2 separate regions of the Homo sapiens genome follow, and region 2 is linked to region 1. A link is a contact called in ENCODE Hi-C or POLR2A ChIA-PET data. All regions are on one chromosome and are shown on one strand. The core of a region is the stretch at or near the end of the contact, and the rest is flanking DNA. Distances in the headings are between cores, read along the strand shown. Region 1 holds the start of TRMT13 (tRNA methyltransferase 13). Region 2 holds the start of S1PR1-DT (S1PR1 divergent transcript).

The links. A loop is a pair of places that touch in the nucleus more often than their neighbours do. ChIA-PET counts read pairs that join two places held with the same protein, here RNA polymerase II (POLR2A). Pooled maps may share reads with other maps.
Region 2: a loop to region 1 is called in a pooled map, with 9 times the contacts of the local background. The contact joins the promoter of S1PR1-DT here to the promoter of TRMT13 in region 1. A Hi-C loop is called at or near these places in 1 of 37 single-sample maps with no recorded cell type and 8 of 50 pooled maps. POLR2A ChIA-PET finds 5 or more read pairs at or near these places in 1 of 52 experiments (naive thymus-derived CD8-positive, alpha-beta T cell).

The regions. Positions count from the first base shown.
Region 1 is chr1:100,129,568-100,136,704 of GRCh38, forward strand. It overlaps TRMT13 (tRNA methyltransferase 13), which reads left to right and starts at 3,596. Exons shown (of 11, transcript NM_019083.3): 1 at 3,596-3,748. The coding sequence starts at 3,602. It overlaps SASS6 (SAS-6 centriolar assembly protein), which reads right to left and starts at 3,363. Exons shown (of 17, transcript NM_194292.3): 1 at 3,183-3,363. The coding sequence starts at 3,247. RefSeq lists enhancers at 1,321-1,370, 3,144-3,746, 3,151-3,270, 3,281-3,810 and silencers at 2,985-3,148, 5,286-5,580.
Region 2 is chr1:101,235,278-101,242,414 of GRCh38, forward strand. S1PR1-DT (S1PR1 divergent transcript) reads right to left here and starts at 1,251. Exons shown (of 2, transcript NR_104626.1): 1 at 1,048-1,251; 2 at 1-604. It overlaps S1PR1 (sphingosine-1-phosphate receptor 1), which reads left to right and starts at 1,742. Exons shown (of 2, transcript NM_001400.5): 1 at 1,742-1,822; 2 at 3,545-6,241. The coding sequence starts at 3,708. The coding sequence ends at 4,856. RefSeq lists enhancers at 832-921, 3,555-3,604.

The DNA.
Region 1 (7,137 bases), core at 2,346-4,845:
ACACTATCTAATAACTGAATAATGGCAATTCATTTCAACTTAGGCAACTTTGAAGGGTCCTTATAGTGAAAGGATTTAAGACATACCTGAAAGTTATGAAAGAAAAAAGCATTTGAGGCACAAGGAACAGCAGGGGTAATAGTATAGAATGAGTATCAGGTATATTCAGAAGGTAACAAGAATGCTTGTATGACTTTCATATTGGAGAGATAAGCTTAGGAAACAAAACTGAAAAGGCAGATTAGTGTCAAATCATGGGTTCCAAAATTTTGCATAATTTTCCACCAGATGAAGTTCCCTGATCATTACCACTGTCCTCAACTGAATTTCCTTCTTCTCTGACTTTAGTGTACTTATATTACTTTATGCATTTGTCACACATTAATACCTAAAATTTAGTGAACATTTATTATGCTCTAGTCACTGTTGTAAGCAGTTCATATGTATAATTCATTCCATTCTCATAATACCATGAAGTAGGTACTGTTATTACCATCAACTTAAAGATGAGACACAGAGAAGGAAATTGTACAAGATCTGTCAGTAAGTGGAAGAACTGGGACTTAAACCCAGGCAATCTGGCTCCAGAGCCTGAACTCCTAATCTGTGCTATGGTGCCTGTTCAAGGAAAATCTTATTTCCCCTATTAAAATGTGAGTTCCTTGAGGGACAGAATGAAAAGAGGTTTTTGTTGGCTTTTGTTGTTGTTGGGGACGGAGAGGGGGGTGCGTATTTACATCCTCCACACTTAGGACAGTTCCTGAGACACAGCAGACATTTGCCAGTATTTGTTGAGCTGAACTGGCCTCAAATACTCAACCAAGGCGTCTGGGCTGGGCGTGGTGGCTCACGCCTATAATCCCCGAATTTTGGGAGGCTGGGGTGAGAGGATCACTTGAGCCCAGGTGTTCAAGACCAGCCTGGGCAATACAGGGAGACCCCGTCTCTTTTAAATTAAATTAACAACAAAAAAAAGCCAGGCGTGGTGGTATGCGCCTGTAATTGCAGCTACTCAGGAGGCTAAGGTGAGGGGAACCCTTGGGCCCAGGAGGTCAAGGCTGCAGTGAGCTGTAATCGTGCTACAATACTCCAGTCTGGGCAACAGAGCGAGACTCTGTCTAGAAAAAAAAAAAAAAAGAGAGAGAGAAAGAGAGAGAGTCTGGGTTGTTCTTCCTATAGGTCAAGGATCACCAAATTATTCTGTAAAGGGCCAGATAGCAAATATTTTAGGCTTTGCGGGCCATAAGGTCTCTGTCACAATTACTCATCTCTGCCCTTCCTGTGCAAAAGCAGCTACAATATGTAAACAAATGAGCATGGCTGTATTCCAAGAAAAGTTTATTTACGAAAACAGTGAGCCAACTGGCCCATGTGCTCCAGTTTGCTGACCCCTATTATACAGATAATAGGAATATATTAAAGGTTTCTAAGCAGAGAAATTGAGTTTTTAGATTAACTGTGATGGCAATGTAACCAGAAAGAGACCATCTAGGAGTTTCCATATTGAAACCAAAGTCATGGCCTCCTTTATCTTTCTATAATCATTCTAAAACAGTGTTGTCCAATGGAGATACAATGTAAGCCACAAATGTGAGCCAGGTATGTAATTTTAATTTTTTTCTTTTTCTTTTTTTTTTTTCAGAGACAGGATCTCGCTCTATCACCCAGGCTGGAGTACAGTGGCACAAATAGTAGCTCACTGTAACCTCAAGCTTAGGCTCAAGCAATCCTCCTGTCTTGGCCTCCTAAAGTGCTGGGACTACGGGTGTGAGCCACCATACCTAGCCTACTTTTAAATTTTCTAGAAGTCACATTTTAAAAAGACTTTTAAAAGCAGGTGAAATTAATTTTAATAATACATTGTATTTAACCCAATATACCCAAAAATATTGCCATTTAACACATAATATAAAAATTGACATATTTTACATTCTTTTTTCATAGTAAGTCTTAAAAATCCAACGTGCATTTTCATATGTAAAGCACAACAATTCAGATAAGCCCCATTTCAAATGTCTAATAACCACATGTGGCTAGTGGCTACCATACTGGACAGCATTAAAAGAATGATCAACTAAACCTACAGATCTCCATATGCAGCTGCTGGTTTTGGGACCATCTCCTTGACCGGCTTGCCATTGATTTTTGACCGAATTCTGAACTATATATACTACAGTTTGACATTACTGGCAACTCAATAAGGCAATGTCTTCATTTTTTATGTTACATTTGTACACCACTTAGTTTTCACATACGATTTCACACCTGATCCTCATTACAAACACGTGAATACGCAAAAGATTTCACACCTGATCCTCATTACAAACACGTGAATACGCATGTTATATCAGTTTTACAAATGAGGAAAGAACGTTCAGAGAAAAAAAGAGACAACCATTGAGTGTTAGAACTGAGAAAAAAAAAGTAAGTCTCCTGACCTCTGGTCAAATCTATTTACGCCCCAATAATACCACCTCCTTAATCAAAGTTGCACTTCTCTGTGCGACTGGTCTTTATTTCCTCCAGTGATTGTAAACTCCATGAAGAAAAGGACTGTTTTTCCTGACCACTGTATTCCCAGTGCCCAGTAAGGTGTTTTACAAGGAGGCAATATTTATTGAATGAATTAATGACGTTTCTGCTTTTCTCATTTTTAGTCGGTTAAATGTAATTTACTTTTTTAAAGCAACTGATGTGAAGAGCCAAAGTACGCCACCAAATTGGTAGGTTTTTAAAAGTTGAACTTTACTGCCAACATACTTCAAAAGAGAACGAGGGGGAAAGGCTCGGAGCCAAGGCCTGAGTTCTAGTCCTGACCCTGCCATGAACTGGCTGTGAGCCCTCACGTAAATTTTTTTAACTTCTCTGGGCCAGAGTTCTTATCTGTCAAAAGGGAAGAGTAGGGCTATAATCTTCACGATTCCGTGCACAGGTAGGGTTTTTGACATTAACTTGATGTGAGCCGGCTTCCTAACTCCTCACACCCTTCCTCCAGTCCCCTCTGCAACGGCCGACTTGGTGAGAGAGGTAACCACCGGGCCCTCTGGGTTCCCTATCCGCTTCCTAGGGGGGCCGACTCGACACCTAGGTGCAAGGTGGATCCCACGGGCCAGAACCGCCATCTTTCCCCATTGGCCTGACCCCAACCGCCACCCGCGGGCACTGGATGACGCGGACCTTACCTCTCCTCACAGTCTTTGCATTTCACCTGCAACGGGACTAGTTGGTGGAACAGCACTTGGCTCATGTTGGCTCGCTGCCTCGGCTGGTGTGCAGAAAAGCCCAACAGGCCCGGCCCTCGGGATTAGCCTGAGAGGTCCGGGTCCTGATAAAGTTTGAGTTTGGCGCTCGGCTTCTGCGGAGGAGGCGGGGAGGGAGAAACGAGGGGAAGGCGTAAGAGACTTGGCCCTCGCCAGCCACCATCGGATTCTTCCGGTTCTGCGGAGGATAAAGGGAAGACGGTTGTGGTAGTTCCGGGTATTAACCTGTGTGGCGCGGGGGCTGAGGCAGCCATGTTTGTTAAGGGAAGGAGACCCGAAGGAAGCTTCTAACTTTTCTTCTGGTTGCCGGATGCTGGACACCGGAAGCGAGCCCTAGAATTATGGCGACCTCCGCGACGTCGCCGCACGCGCCTGGTTTTCCAGCTGAGGGTAGATGCGGTTACTATGTGGAAAAGAAGAAACGGTTCTGCAGGATGGTGGTGGCCGCAGGGAAAAGATTTTGTGGTGAACACGCTGGAGCCGCGGAGGTGTGGTATCGCCCTACTCTCTCAAGAGTCGGAAATAAGTATCCTGGTCCTGTCGGTGCTGGAACCCGGCCCCTCCCCTCTTTGACAGCTTTCTGCTTGTGTCCCCTGGATTCTCCAGCTTTCACTTTAATAAACCCAGTTTTGCCCTCCTTGCGGAGCGATTATGAGTTCTAGTGATGAGAAATTTTTTATTTTTCTAAGTAAAGCGCCAGCAGTGACCCATTTATTTTGATCTATTTATCTCGATCTTAACTCATGGTAATGCTAGGTTTTAATTTTTACCCCAAGCTACCGCTCCGTCTTCCTGCTGGAAAGTGGTAGTTTAGAAAAAGTAGTGATTGAAGTCCCAAAGGTTTCACTAGTTGTGTTCTAATTGTTATTTCATGAAAGAGAAGCACTTCTCGTGAATGCGGTTGGAAGAAACTTTCTTTTAAAAATTTAGACTTGAGGCCCGGCGCGGTGGCTCACGCCTGTAATCCCAGCACTTTGGGAGGCCGAGGCGGGCGGATCACTTGAGGTCAGGAGCTCGAGACCAGCCTGGCCAACATGATGAAACCCTCTCTCTACTAAAAATAAGAAAATCAGCCGTGGCGCGAGCTACTAAAATTAAGAAAATCGTGGTGGTGCGAGCCTGTAACCCCAGCTACTCGGGAGGCTGAGGCAGGAGAATCGCTTGAACCCAGGAGGTGGAGGTGGCAATAATCCAAGATCACACCACTGCATTCCAGCCTGGGTGACAGCCAGACTGAATCTCAAAAAAGAAAAAAAAATTTTTTTCGACTTACAGTTTTTAAGAATGCAACTTTGCTGGAATGGGAAGGAAAGATTTTTAAATATATACGAATTGACCTTTTACAATTGAGAACAAAGCATACAATTTTGTTTGATAATTATGCATATAAATGTACTATCAAACACTTTATATTTGTATATATGTATATTACTTTAGGATATATATGAGATGGGAAAATAAAAACCAGAGGAGCAAAATGCTCATAGGAAGAGAGCATGTCCTTATAGTTCCACAGAACTATAAAGAATAAACCAAAGCGATCAGCATCAGATTTCATGCTTCTGAATGTTCAGTATTATTTGCATTATTTTATTTCTTAAGGAATTTATTCTTCTAGACAATATCCAGTGCAGATCAGTCCCCTGACCCCCTTCATCTGCCACTCTCCATCATAGTTGTAGTCTACTTCCTATTTTGTTTTGACTGGCATTTACCAAAAGTGAAGCATACTGAAACAAGGACATTCTTGTTTTGGAATATGGGAGACGTGATTTGTTGTGGGAACTCTGAATTATGCCCATAGTCTATTGACTGGTTTTGAGGGGACTGGCAAACATCCCTTGTTGAAGAATGAGAGTTATGATAGGAGAAGGATTTAGACTCCACCTTATCCAGATATATGGAAGGTGAAAACAAATAGTGATGATAGTAGAATATGAATAAATCCTTACAAGCTGATTAGTATTCCTATAGAGGAACGACATATTGTCATTAGACACTTGAAGAGAGACCGCAAAACATCAAGTGGAAACACTTTTATTGACTACTATCTCGTTTTAAATTGTGGCTATCCTCCTGAATCTGTAATTTATGATGTAACTGGATGTTGTGTTTCCATCTTTTTTTCTAAGTGTCATATATAGCTGTGATGACACCACTCATTTTTACCCAGTGGTTCTCGACTGGGACTGATTTTGCCTCCAGTGAACACTTGGCAAAATGAAGACATTTTGGTTGTCAAACTGAGGAGTATCACTGACATCTAATGGATAGAGACCAGAAATGCTGCTAAACCTCCTACAAATCACAGGACAGCCCCCTGCACTCACCCCCTCAAAAGAATTACCTGCCCAAAACGTCAATAGTGCCAAGATTGAGAATTCCTGTTTCTAAATTCAACTAATAAATTTTAAATGTGCTTTTTTTTTCCTATGCTACAGTTAGGCTCTGGGGGTTAGAATAGTCTTTTACATGGAGGTTAGGATTTAAAGTCAGCAATAAGGAAGAAATTATATACAGTATTTTCTTTTTCTTCTATTGAATATATAGTATTTTCAAAAAAAAAATTTCTTAGCTTTCCCATGAAATTCAGTGTGAATAGCTTCATGGACATGCTGAGAGGCACATTCGAACAGAAATAAATTTTTAAAAGAATAATAATAGCAGACACTTAGTCACCACTTACTCTATGTACAGCACTGGGCTAGGCAGTTTTGTTTTGTTAACTATTAGCTCACTTAATGTGTTCAAACCTTAGAAGGTAAGACATATTTTTGTTCTCATCTTTCAGATGAGGCAGTAAGCCTACCTAACTAAGGTCATAGGGATCGTAGCTGGTAGGTAGAGCTGGGTATCATACCTAGGCAGTCTGGCTGGCCTGTGTTCTTAACTGTTATATGACCCCTATTTATACAGATTCATGTGGAATATTGGGTAGAATTGCCAACATTATCAATTTTCCTTTCTTTTTTCCCAGTTCATATAGTCATGTGCCACATAATGACATTTCAGTCAACAACAGACCGCATATATGATGGTGGTCCCATAAGGTTATAATACTGTATTTTTACTGTACCTTTTCTATGTTTAGATATGTTTAGATACACAAATACTTACATTGTGTTACAATTGCCTACAGTATTTAGTATGGTAACATGCTGTACAGGTTTACAGCCTAGTAGCAATAGGCTATACTATATAGGCTAGATGTACAGTAGGCTATACTATCTAGGTTTGTGTTACTATACTGTATGATGTTCTCCCAATGACAAAATCACCTAAAGATATATTTCTCAGAATGTATTCCCAGTCATTAAGTGATGTAACTTAGGAATGAGTAGGATGTAACTGATAGTAAAAAGTTGCAAAGCCAGTAAAATATGGCACATCCAAATGGTTAAAATGCCATGTTCCATTGTTTCTAAGAAACTTTATTTTTACATTTTAACATTCTAAAATCAGGATACATCTTAAAATCCATATGTCAATGGGCAGCATTTTCCAAAAAATGATTAGTATGTGAGGCAATACATGTTAATTAGCTTGATTTAGCCATTCCACAATGTATACATATTTGAAAACATTATGTTGTATTAAAACCATACATAAATAATAGTGTATATTATTTTTATTGCCATAAAAATCACAATTACTTTTGTACAAACCTAATATGTGATAAATATATACAACTATTTGTCAATTAACATGAAATAGGCAGCATTTTTTTCTTTCTTGGTTGTGCATAAAATAGTCATACATATAATAGTTGATGCTATCTTAGATTTCAGACACCATATGTAGGCCTTCTCTATACCCTGTTTGAAGCTATAGACCCTTGTTTGTCCAAAGCAGTATTTGTTCATATGTATTTAAGCCA
Region 2 (7,137 bases), core at 1-2,500, 1.1 Mb after region 1:
TACAGACTAGGTGTGAAATTTCACTTTGATTCCTTTGGCTTTAAAGAATGCATAAATTAGTGTGGGTGGAGGCGGGAGAAGGGGGGGAATGCCAAGTCCCCCGTTTTGTTGTGCTGGGTAGACACAATATACCTCTTCCCCTTTAAGTGAAATAAGTCTTCAAATCCAATTAGGATCTACTCTGGAGTCTTAGAGGACCGTTATCTTGGTTTCCACATTATATGCACTGTACTGTTGTTGAAGCTGTGGGTATGTATTGGGTGCGTCGCTGTCGATGAATGCTTTAAAACAGCTGTGAATTAACTGTCACTTCTTTTTTTTTTTTTTTTGGCAAACTCACAAAATCCCAGAAGTCAGGGGTCTGTTGTTTGTTCATTCTGCCTCCTTCTGAGTCATTCAGGTACAGGGTGTGTCTGCCAATTGAAACTGCACAGCGGAGGAAGTTTTTGAGTTCACATCTGCCGGGATGGGAACGCAGTGCGACCAGGGACTGGGTGGAAACTTTTACAACAGTAATGCAAGGGCAGAAGCGTCCTGTCCTGAGCTTGTCACGCAGGCAGATCTGACCAAGTCCGCCTCTCAGCCTCACGTTCTTAAGTAGCATCTAAGCAAAAGAAAAGGGTGGGCAAAGTGCTAGTAATGAGATTTGAGGCCTCTGAGTCGACTCCCAAGCAGAATGTGAGAGAAGGGTGCCGGCTCCTGCTGGGCAGCTGCAGTTGCTCCGCAGCTCCTGGCCGAGAATCTCCCCCTTTGGAAATTCCTGAGCTGCCCAGGCGTTTTGAATCTCTCAGGACTCAGCAGCAGCCCACCCCCTCAACGACCTCTCCATTGGCCAGAATCTGGGACACACAGCCTGACTTTGTGCTCAGCTGAGGGAAACCCCTCGCCCAACACCAAAACCGGCGCTGGTTCATTTCTCTGTGCACTCTGGGAAAGCCACTGCCCCTCAGACCGCAGTTGCGAGTAGCACGAGGATCTGGGGTGGCGGGGGGAGTACAGGAACCTCCCGGTTCATTCTCCCTCCCGGGCTGCTTGTCTCCTCCGTACCTCTCGCAGCCCCTTCCCAGCCTCTCCTCCCCAGAGCGCCGCCGACACTCGCCGGGCCGCGGCTCAGGTTTTCTGCTGCTCGCGCGAAAGTGGCTCGGGGAGCTCCTGGCCACAAGCTCAGCACACCGATCCTCCTAGGGCTGCGGGGGGTGTGGGACCAGGGCGGTGCGCTACGAGACTCCGGGCCGTCCTCTGCCTCCTCAGACTTTTCGAGAGAAAAGTTTTCAAAGTCTCTCCACCTTTTTTTTTTTTCAGGGGCTCGGGAGAATCCTCTCCACAGCCAGGGATCAGCGTCTATCTGGGCGAGGGCAGTGATTTATACAGTAGAATCCAGGGGTTACCGGGCTCCGCCCCTTCTCTCTCTCTCTTTTTTTCTTTCATTTGTTGTTTGGGGAGGAGGGGTTCTTTTTTTTTTTTTTTTTTTTTTTTTTGCTTCTGCCCCAGATCTTTCCTGGACAGTGCGTCTCAGCAGTTCAGATCCGGGGGCCCCCAGCTGACAGAGGGCGTGGGGGGTTAAGGCATTAACCCCTCCCAGCCTCTTCCTGAAGAAACCACCCAGCCTTGGCGCGGCGCTGGGTGACTTCGCGTAGCAGGCAGGGAACTGGCCGCGGCGAGCGGGACTGGCCATTGGAGTGCTCCGCTGCGGAGGGAGGGGACCCCGACTCGAGTAAGTTTGCGAGAGCACTACGCAGTCAGTCGGGGGCAGCAGCAAGATGCGAAGCGAGCCGTACAGATCCCGGGCTCTCCGAACGCAACTTCGCCCTGCTTGAGCGAGGTAGGGGGCGGCGAATGGCGGGGGTCGCGGGCGCGGGGAGCCCGGTTGTGGTAGGGCTTAGGTGTCAGAAACGAATTTTTAAGTCGAACGAGGCAAACAAAAACTTAGAAAACATGCATCTCCGGGCGCTGAAAATTTGCATCTCTGGGCTACTAAGGAGCCCATCTCGATCAGATTGTTCTTGGGCACTTGTGATTTATGGAGTTCAGAAAAAAGGTTAATTCCCAACTGTGGAACCTACGGGTGTAGGGGCAGTGAAAATTGCAGTTGGTCGGAGGAATAGGAGGGAAGGCGTTAAATTTTGGAAATCCTATAGACAAAGAATATGGTGGGTGGTGTGGAGCGTGGGTAATGGCTTAAATTAGTACTGCCCAGGAGCAGGGTATAAAATTAGTTGGGGGAAAATGCGGAGCTTCTTGGCTTGAGCAGCCTCTGCTGTTCGCGGAGTTGCTGGGATTGTTCTCATCTCTATTACCTCATTTTATTGCATTGCTGCATTACCTTGAAATATTTAAGCAACTTAGAAGTAGACTTCTGCTGACCAGTGCCGTCTTAGAAAGTTTCTTTGTAACTTTCTAGTCCTAGGAGAGGAGTCAACGTGTTGGGGGACTGCAGTAAATAAAACTGCCCACGCAAATTTAGCAATGCACCAGGGAGCAGTTTAATGTGAGTTTCTGAAGAGTAGTTTTGCAATCGAAATTAGAAATGTGGTAGCATGTATTATGGCTGTCATGAGTAGTTTGATTTCTCTCTTTTGTGTATGTTTTGGCTAAACTAAACAAAGCAAAAAATATTTATGCAATCAACTAATGTACGAAACTTCTGGGATTTGCTGCAATCTGTTATGAATGGTTTTAACTGAATACCTTTAAATTTACTTGCCCTGGCTTGGGGTGGGGGGTGGGGTGGGGGGGCGCGGGGGGAGGCGGGGAGAATAAGAAGAAGAAAGAAAAGGCAGTCGCTTCACGGAGGCGCTAAGCTTTCCTGTTTACAGCAAGGCGGGGCGGGCCTGGCTGCCCACACCTCACTGCGCCCTCGGACCCTAAGCACACCTGCTCCTAGAGAGTTATTAATAGAGCCCCCAAATGGCTTACGCTTTCAAATGATTTTCCTGCAAATCTGATTTCTTGCATGGCACATGGCAATTAGGAGGTGGTGCTAGTATCTTTGAACTGGGGGGCTGGGGGTGGGCATGGGGGACAGAGGTGTGTGTCTTCGCCCTCAGACTGGCAGTTGAGTCTTTTCCGAGGAGAGACGTGGGCTGGTATTGAGCGTGCAGCTAAGCTGGTGACTGCTTCAGAGAATCTCATGGCTGGAAATCCGGGGGTGAGGGGGTGTGGGGTGGTGAGAGGGCAGGAGTGGAGTTAAAATGGGGTGTAGTTCTCTAGGTTTCCCATTCCTCCCACTCCTTGTTTTCCTTTTCATCATCTTTTTTTTTTTGTCAACCCACAGCCAACATCGTAATTCCCATTTCCCTTTGAGTGAATGTGGCCATAGAGTTTCTCCCTCTCTTTTTCTTCCCCCTCTTCCTTTTTTGAAAAAAGAAAAAAAAGGAAGAAAAAAGATAATTTGATTTTTAAAAAAAATCTCTCTCCCTGAGCTCTCCCCAAGTTTCTTTAAAACAAATCAACAACAACACAATTGGAGCAGTGCCTTAGCTAGAATGAATTATGCCAGTATGCTGTGGCTCTTTCCCTGACTCTCTCCTCTGACTTGTTTAAGGCTGCGGTTTCCGAGGCCCTCTCCAGCCAAGGAAAAGCTACACAAAAAGCCTGGATCACTCATCGAACCACCCCTGAAGCCAGTGAAGGCTCTCTCGCCTCGCCCTCTAGCGTTCGTCTGGAGTAGCGCCACCCCGGCTTCCTGGGGACACAGGGTTGGCACCATGGGGCCCACCAGCGTCCCGCTGGTCAAGGCCCACCGCAGCTCGGTCTCTGACTACGTCAACTATGATATCATCGTCCGGCATTACAACTACACGGGAAAGCTGAATATCAGCGCGGACAAGGAGAACAGCATTAAACTGACCTCGGTGGTGTTCATTCTCATCTGCTGCTTTATCATCCTGGAGAACATCTTTGTCTTGCTGACCATTTGGAAAACCAAGAAATTCCACCGACCCATGTACTATTTTATTGGCAATCTGGCCCTCTCAGACCTGTTGGCAGGAGTAGCCTACACAGCTAACCTGCTCTTGTCTGGGGCCACCACCTACAAGCTCACTCCCGCCCAGTGGTTTCTGCGGGAAGGGAGTATGTTTGTGGCCCTGTCAGCCTCCGTGTTCAGTCTCCTCGCCATCGCCATTGAGCGCTATATCACAATGCTGAAAATGAAACTCCACAACGGGAGCAATAACTTCCGCCTCTTCCTGCTAATCAGCGCCTGCTGGGTCATCTCCCTCATCCTGGGTGGCCTGCCTATCATGGGCTGGAACTGCATCAGTGCGCTGTCCAGCTGCTCCACCGTGCTGCCGCTCTACCACAAGCACTATATCCTCTTCTGCACCACGGTCTTCACTCTGCTTCTGCTCTCCATCGTCATTCTGTACTGCAGAATCTACTCCTTGGTCAGGACTCGGAGCCGCCGCCTGACGTTCCGCAAGAACATTTCCAAGGCCAGCCGCAGCTCTGAGAAGTCGCTGGCGCTGCTCAAGACCGTAATTATCGTCCTGAGCGTCTTCATCGCCTGCTGGGCACCGCTCTTCATCCTGCTCCTGCTGGATGTGGGCTGCAAGGTGAAGACCTGTGACATCCTCTTCAGAGCGGAGTACTTCCTGGTGTTAGCTGTGCTCAACTCCGGCACCAACCCCATCATTTACACTCTGACCAACAAGGAGATGCGTCGGGCCTTCATCCGGATCATGTCCTGCTGCAAGTGCCCGAGCGGAGACTCTGCTGGCAAATTCAAGCGACCCATCATCGCCGGCATGGAATTCAGCCGCAGCAAATCGGACAATTCCTCCCACCCCCAGAAAGACGAAGGGGACAACCCAGAGACCATTATGTCTTCTGGAAACGTCAACTCTTCTTCCTAGAACTGGAAGCTGTCCACCCACCGGAAGCGCTCTTTACTTGGTCGCTGGCCACCCCAGTGTTTGGAAAAAAATCTCTGGGCTTCGACTGCTGCCAGGGAGGAGCTGCTGCAAGCCAGAGGGAGGAAGGGGGAGAATACGAACAGCCTGGTGGTGTCGGGTGTTGGTGGGTAGAGTTAGTTCCTGTGAACAATGCACTGGGAAGGGTGGAGATCAGGTCCCGGCCTGGAATATATTTTCTACCCCCCTGGAGCTTTGATTTTGCACTGAGCCAAAGGTCTAGCATTGTCAAGCTCCTAAAGGGTTCATTTGGCCCCTCCTCAAAGACTAATGTCCCCATGTGAAAGCGTCTCTTTGTCTGGAGCTTTGAGGAGATGTTTTCCTTCACTTTAGTTTCAAACCCAAGTGAGTGTGTGCACTTCTGCTTCTTTAGGGATGCCCTGTACATCCCACACCCCACCCTCCCTTCCCTTCATACCCCTCCTCAACGTTCTTTTACTTTATACTTTAACTACCTGAGAGTTATCAGAGCTGGGGTTGTGGAATGATCGATCATCTATAGCAAATAGGCTATGTTGAGTACGTAGGCTGTGGGAAGATGAAGATGGTTTGGAGGTGTAAAACAATGTCCTTCGCTGAGGCCAAAGTTTCCATGTAAGCGGGATCCGTTTTTTGGAATTTGGTTGAAGTCACTTTGATTTCTTTAAAAAACATCTTTTCAATGAAATGTGTTACCATTTCATATCCATTGAAGCCGAAATCTGCATAAGGAAGCCCACTTTATCTAAATGATATTAGCCAGGATCCTTGGTGTCCTAGGAGAAACAGACAAGCAAAACAAAGTGAAAACCGAATGGATTAACTTTTGCAAACCAAGGGAGATTTCTTAGCAAATGAGTCTAACAAATATGACATCTGTCTTTGGCACTTTTGTTGATGTTTATTTCAGAATGTTGTGTGATTCATTTCAAGCAACAACATGGTTGTATTTTGTTGTGTTAAAAGTACTTTTCTTGATTTTTGAATGTATTTGTTTCAGCAGAAGTCATTTTATTGGATTTTTCTAACCCGTGTTAACACCATTGAATGTGTATTTCTTAAGAAAATACCACCCTCTTGTGCCCTTAAAAGCATTACTTTAACTGGTAGGGAACGCCAGAAACTTTTCAGTCCAGCTATTCATTAGATAGTAATTGAAGATATGTATAAATATTACAAAGAATAAAAATATATTACTGTCTCTTTAGTATGGTTTTCAGTGCAATTAAACCGAGAGATGTCTTGTTTTTTTAAAAAGAATAGTATTTAATAGGTTTCTGACTTTTGTGGATCATTTTGCACATAGCTTTATCAACTTTTAAACATTAATAAACTGATTTTTTTAAAGATCCCTTTGTGAAGAGCATTCTTAAAAATAATTATTGAGTCATCTACTGGATTGTGTAGCTCTTTGGAATCAAAGTGAAGGACAAATTTCTATTATTCTTTAAAGGATTTTTACCTTAACTAGGGTGTGAAAAAAGTGTGGTTTGTTTAGAAACCACTCTATCTTTTTCAGGAAGAGAAACTTCAATAAGTTAACACTGAAGAGTAGTAAAGAATGAGATAAAAACCACCAACCTTCTGAATACCACATTGGCTAGTAAGTAGAATTGTTTGAGTTTTAAACTGCATTTAAGCCAAATAAATTAAATGCAATAATTCTGTCATCAAATATGGGCTTTTAAAGAAATTATACACAAAAATGTGGTTGTAAATCTAGTTTAAATGATGAGACTCAATCATCATTCAAAACCCATCAAAAAAGCATACATTCTTGGCCTTTCACCAACATGTTGGGGAAGTGGGGATATGGATATGGGTATTAAATCATGTGTTTTTTTTTTTTTTTTTTCAGGACACTGTCTTGGCTTCTCCCAGCCTATCTTCTGAACCACATAGAAGTATACAGTATCAGTGAAGCAGCTAGCTGTAAAATGTGGGCTGAGTAGCATAACACTTTTATCTGAAAACCTTCAATTCATAGTATCTGAAAGCATTAATATTCTCAGTCATTAATTTTTCCAACTACAAAATGAAGGCACTTTGCAAGCATCACAGACTTATTGTAATAGTTAATTCTTGTTTTTGATTATTGTCATCTTTTGGGGGATTAAAGTGTTTTGGCATGTTGGGCTCTCTAATCTTTTCGCTACTTTCAGAATTTGTGCTTTCAAGTGTCATTGTATATGCACAGGACACAGTTGGGACATGAAGATAAACCTCACCTAATAGAGTAGATGTC